Regions from separate parts of the Homo sapiens genome. Here region 2 is linked to region 1. A link is a loop called in an ENCODE intact Hi-C map of the cell type or tissue named here. Cell type or tissue: heart left ventricle. All regions are shown on one strand. Each heading gives the region's core, and the rest is flanking DNA. Links, peaks and the distances in the headings are about the cores only. Region 1 overlaps LARS1 (leucyl-tRNA synthetase 1). Region 2 overlaps SH3RF2 (SH3 domain containing ring finger 2).

What was found. Hi-C counts contacts between places; a loop is a spot of excess contacts. Peaks named below come from ENCODE experiments on the same cell type or tissue, not always from the same donor. Only the 100,000 strongest peaks of a DNase experiment are listed, where the experiment ranks them.
Region 2: it touches region 1 in a loop (6-fold over the local background); 10 of 110 quality-filtered maps call a loop at or near these places.

Annotation. Positions count from the first base shown.
Region 1 is chr5:146,129,515-146,132,432 of GRCh38, forward strand. LARS1 (leucyl-tRNA synthetase 1) reads right to left here. Exons shown (of 32, transcript NM_020117.11): 24 at 1,505-1,595; 25 at 504-644. Among named protein-coding and RNA genes, the nearest start is that of PLAC8L1, 25 kb to the left of the region's middle. In heart left ventricle, for the core only: a CTCF peak has its summit at 1,144 (motif pointing left); no DNase peak of the experiment used is centred there.
Region 2 is chr5:146,058,820-146,061,737 of GRCh38, forward strand. It overlaps SH3RF2 (SH3 domain containing ring finger 2), which reads left to right. Exons shown (of 10, transcript NM_152550.4): 9 at 1,047-1,405. All of the region lies in intron 1 of LOC107986458 (a long non-coding RNA gene), which reads right to left. Among named protein-coding and RNA genes, the nearest start is that of PLAC8L1, 45 kb to the right of the region's middle. In heart left ventricle, for the core only: a CTCF peak has its summit at 1,208; DNase peaks (open chromatin) are centred at 719 and 1,212; H3K4me3 peaks cover 2,500 bases; H3K27ac peaks cover 2,500 bases.

The DNA.
Region 1 (2,918 bases), core at 90-2,589:
GTATTGTTCATGCATTTAAAAATACAAAAGAGCCTAGCTAATATGGCTGGAAAGGAGTTATTAAACCAGCCAATCTATTTATCTGTAAGCCTGGGAGAAATAACTGAATTTATATTCATAGTAAGAATGCTACTATCCCTGAATATTAAGTCCTATATATGCCAGAAGTTTTATATAAAACAAGAATACTTACACAAATATACACAAATATACACCTATATCTTTGTTTTTAAGCAGCTCATAACAATTGTTTATATCTTTCTCAATATTTTCACCTTTTAAAAATATGTATGCACTGTTGTGTATATAAATAAGGGCACATATATCCATCTGAATAGGAGATAGCTCTGGTTTAACCCGTCATAATTATGATGCTGAATCCAGCATTACTCTTGAATTACTCACTTTCAGACTTTCTCTCTTAAGTAACAATATTAGCACAACACTTATTTAATGAAGCCAAAATCAAAACCACTCGAAACATTTTAAATGCATGAAGGTACCTTTCCCAGGAGTGTCCAGATGTGCTCACACAAATGTGGACAGAATGGAGCGAGGAGAAGTGTCTGAACTTCAATAAACCGGAACACAAGTTCTCTGTGCATCCCTTCCACAGCCAATTCACGGTACTTATCTTTTGCGGCCTATAAAATTTGAAATTATTTACCATTTCCCTCACCTTCTTTAAAATAAAAATAAAGGGAAAAATTGCAGTATCTTGGTTTTAACACATTTTTAAGTTTCTAGTCTTTTAAAAATCCATAACAAATTACTGTAAAGGTTTTACTTTAAGAATCTGCAAGTATTTATCTTTGTCCAAAGTATATGGCAGTTTTATACTAATAATTCTCAAAAAAAGAATTTTTTTACAGACAGTTTGTAACTGAGACATAAAAGTTGAACAACTTTAACTGTATATTAAGGGTGACTGCTCTTAGCAGCATATAGGATATTAAATATAAAAAAAGACTATAAATACAACACATTGCTATGCCCAGCCATTTATCCTTATTTAACCACAACTCTGAAAACCAAGTTATATAAAACTCAATGTGATATTTTACACAGCTCATTGCGTAAAGCTACATTTTTACTTTAAGCACTTTAAATGCCAAACTTGAGGAAATACTGACACCTTGTGGAAAACCTCAGAAAACGCTTGCTCTCAAATTAATGGCAATTAATTACAATTTTGCCTTTGTTTTTATCAATTTTGAAATGTTTTCCTGGAAAGTATAGCTGAATTTTAGATTTAATCTCCTTTATATTAATGCTCATAGCTTAACTAGGAGCAGAATTATTAAATTAAATGGACACAATAGAAAAAATACCAAAGATAATAACTTAAAATCACAATTTATTGAAGAATTTAAAATTTTTCTGGCAGGATTTTCAGTCTACACTTTAGGCGAGTAATTGTGCTATAGCAGGAAGAAAAAAGGGGGAAAATACATAATGTTCACATTGACATGTTTTATAGCTACCAAAAGAATCAACAGCCTACCTGAAACTCAAAAAACCCTGTTTTCAAAGCTTCTTTAAACATCATCTTTTCATAGTTTTGATCTGTTTTTATAATTCCTGCATTCAATTCACTATTGAATACGGGGAAAAAAAGGTTATTGAGTTTAAAGGCACTTATACATAGCTATAAAAAACTGCTGCATACACAAATTTAAAATACTGCTTTTTAATATACAAATTTGAAATACTGCTCATTTAAGCAGTAAAATGAGAACAATGCCCAGAACATTTAAAACTGCTCAACACAACACCATCTTTGCGTTCCTTAAAACAAATTACTGCAATCTCTCTATTGTCTATCCATCCTTAAGTACTGTCATCTGACACTGCTTAGGGCTCCTGTTTATGACAATAAATGATGCTTCTTCAGAAATTTCCTGATGGACACTTTATTCTTATAAAGCCCAAAATGCAACATGAAAATAGCCTAACTAAGGTTGTAGCCAAGTTTTTTTTTTTTTTTTTTTTTTTTTTTGAGACAGGGTCTCTGTCACCTAGGCTAGAATGCAGTGGTATGATCACAACTCACTGCAGCCTCAAACTCCTAGGCTCAAAGAATCTTCTCACCTCAGCCTCCCAAGTACTAGGACTACAGGCGCAAGCCACCACACCCAGCTAATTTTTTTTTTTTTTGTAGAGACAGGATCTCACTTTGTTGCCCTGGCTGGTCTCAAACTCCTGGGCTCAAGCAATCCTCCCACCTCAGCCTTTCAAAGTGCCTGGTTTACAGGCGTGAGCCACAGTGCCTGGCCATAGCCAGGTTTTAATTATTGCATTTACAATAACTAATACTGGATATCAGAAAAAAATTTTCTCATACCAATCCAGGTTCTTCTTAATTTGGCCTAATCTGGCCCCAACCTGTTTCATTTCCTACCTCTGCCCACAAGATAATGTACTTCAAATAAATATCAGACCCTTTCCATGGCTTATCCACACTTTCTCCTCTCCCTGAAAACATTGTTTATTTTTCAAGAAACCCAGAATTTGGCCGGGCGTGGTGGCTCACGCCTGTAATCCCAGCACTTTGGGAGACTGAGGCAGGTGGATCACAAGGTCATGAGTTCGAGACCAGCCTGGCCAACACAGTGAAACCCCATCTCTACTAAAAATACAAAAAATTGGCCAGACGTGGTGGCAGGCACCTGTAATCCCAGCTAGTAGGGAGGCTGGGGCAGAAGAATAGCTTGAACCTGGCAGAGGCTGCAGTGAGCTGAGATTGTGCCATTGCACTCCAGCCTGAGTGACAGTGCGAGACTCTGTCTCAGGAAAAAAAAAAAAGAAACCCAGAAGTCACATGACATCTCTGAATTCTCCTTGTCTCTATTATTGTGCTTAGAAACTGGGTGTTTGTCTCTCTTGCTAGACAATAAGGATCAGGTCTCATTCATCTT
Region 2 (2,918 bases), core at 217-2,716, 71 kb before region 1:
AGAATTTGAGGGGAAGAAATGACCTTTTCCTGAGACAGGACCATCTCAATTTAAAAAAAAAAAAAAAAGGAAAAGAAAAACAATGAGCTCAGGAAGGGACAAAACCAAGCTCTTGGACCTTGCATTTTTAGGATATGTGATCCTTTACCCAAAAATAATGATAGCTAACAGACATGCGGCATTTATCATATTCCAGGCACTATCCTGATACTTTGCACACCAAATAGAATGCAATCCTCACAGCAGCCCAATGATGTACTGTTATTATCTCCAGCTTACAAACGAGAGAACTGAGGTGCAGAGAGGTGACGTGACTTAACTCATCCCAGGCTTTCCAGGAGGAGGTCTGATTCCAGATCCTCTGTCATGAGACATTGCAAAGCCCATCCTCACAGCCCTAACTGTGGAATAACCTTTCCAAATTTGCCTTTGTCTGCTGTTGTGCTTGCCTAGCCCTTGCCACTCACCCTTTCTCCCTGCAGCCCCCGACAAAAAGCAACCCCCACCTGCCACATGCCTAAAGCTTCTGTCAAGATTTTCACAGCAAGTCGCTGGGCAGAGTTTTCCTCTCTCCTCCTCTCTTTCTCCTTTTCCTCTCTCTCATTCTTCTCGGTTGCCTCTCCTTTGTGTTTCTCAATGTCTTCTATTTCCTATCTCTGATTCTGTCATGTGTTTCCTATTTGGTCTGACTGCCTCTGTGTCTGCTTCACGCGCGCGTGTGTGTGTGTACGTGTGTGTGTGCGTGTGTGTGTGTGTATCACAAGGCAAATGGAAGCAATATACCTTCTGACAGCCCCCCTACACACATACACACATACACACTCACACACACCATTCAGCCAGAGAGATATTTGCTGCCAGCATCAGCAAACAGCACTAAAAAAAGAATAAGGTCACCTTTGAAAGACCCGGAGAGAATGTGAGTGCAGTCAGATTAGGAAAGCGCTTGTCTATTCTGGGATATCAGGAAGCACTGCTTACCCAGCCCCACCCAACCTACTGCCAGCCGCCCCTGCTGCTGATCTCTCTGTCCTATAATTCCCCAGATGGATCCCTGCAGAGACCCCTCCAGTCCGGGATCCCCACTCTCGTGGTAGGCTCCCTCAGACGCAGCCCCACCATGGTCCTTCGGCCTCAGCAGTTCCAATTCTACCAGCCACAGGGGATCCCCTCCTCCCCCTCAGCCGTGGTGGTGGAGATGGGGTCCAAGCCTGCCCTCACGGGGGAGCCCGCCCTCACGTGCATCAGCAGGGGCAGTGAGGCCTGGATCCACTCCGCGGCCAGCTCCCTCATTATGGAAGACAAAGAAATCCCCATCAAGAGTGAGCCTCTGCCAAAACCGCCCGCATCTGCCCCACCATCCATCCTGGTGAAACCAGAAAACTCAAGAAATGGCATCGAAAAGGTAGGATCAGAGTGACATTGGGGGCCCAACTCTTTCGATCCCGTACTATGCATAGTGTCTCAGCTCAGAGATTTTAGTGTTGGTGAACAAGGAACCAAAATTGCAGCCTCGAAAGAATCCTCACACATAACACTCCTCCTCCCCAACTCCCCACTGAGCCATGGCCAACATCCCCAACATCACCCACGCCCTCCCTACATGTGTTACTGATTCGCCTTTATGTTTCCTGAATATTTTATACATCTTTTGAGGCCCAAAAGTGGCTTGAAAAAAAAGCATGACTTTGGCATTAGATGAATCTTGCTTTGAATTCTAGCTTTGCTGCTTGCTAGCTGGGTGACTTTGGTCAAAATACTTCACCCTTCTGAGTCACTTAGTTTGCATAATCTGTAAAATGGAGGTAGAAAGAGTAATGGCCACACAGTAATGGAGTGGAGATTAAACGAGATATGTGAAGTGCTTACATAGGGTTTGACACATAATTATGCATTGTATAAAAGGGGCAACTGAGGCACAGGATAATGTAAGTGACATCGAGGTCACACTGAATGATAATGACTCCAACTACCTTATTGTGACCTCTGTGGCAGACGTCAGATCTGTTAACTTCTAGTCCAGGATATTTCCCACTAGAAGACGTGAGAGTTTTTGTAAAAGGCTTATGTTCTCAATAATATCCTTGAAGCAGGAGGAATAGTGGGAAGAGAGGACAGTAAGAAAGTTAGGTGATGCTTATTGCTGTCTTAATTTATGAACATCACCATCATCACATCATCGCCATCACCACCTCCATCACCACCGCCATCAGCATCATTCCACCATCATCGTCCATTCCCCTCAGAACGGAAAGAGGATGCGATTCCCCCATTGGTTAACCAGTTATCGAATACTAACAAGCTGGCAGGCACTGTGCTGAGTACTTCATGTGTCCCATATATTTAATCCTGACAACAACCCTCTCAAATAGGCATTAGTTTCATCCTCATTTTAAAATTAGGAAATGGCAGCTCAGGGAGTTAAAGAACATTACCCAAGACCGCACAGTTGACACATACGTGTGGAGTAGAATCCAGATCTGATGCAAAACTCATGCTCTTACTGCTAAGCTATCAGCTCATAGGGAAAGGTATTGGAAAAAGCACTGACATATATAAAGGTTGGGAGTTCTTATTCTGAATTATAGAAATAATTCAGAGTTTTCTAGGCCCCAGTTGCCCATTACTCCAAGCTTTTAGATACAACTATAAGCATTTCATAAATGCCCAGACCTTGGCTAGATATTAGGAGGATCAGAACGTATGAAGAAACTCAGATCTTAGTGGGGGATACTAGGGTTGCATTACATGGAAGAAAGACATCATTCCTGAGCAGTACCACAGAACGCTTTATTAGGCCCTGAGATAGAGACTGGCTAAAGCAAATACTGTACCTATGGGTGCCTAGCAGATATATAACAGGCTAGGAGATGTGAAAGGAAAGAGGAAGAGGGGGAATTGGCATAAACTGGAGACCT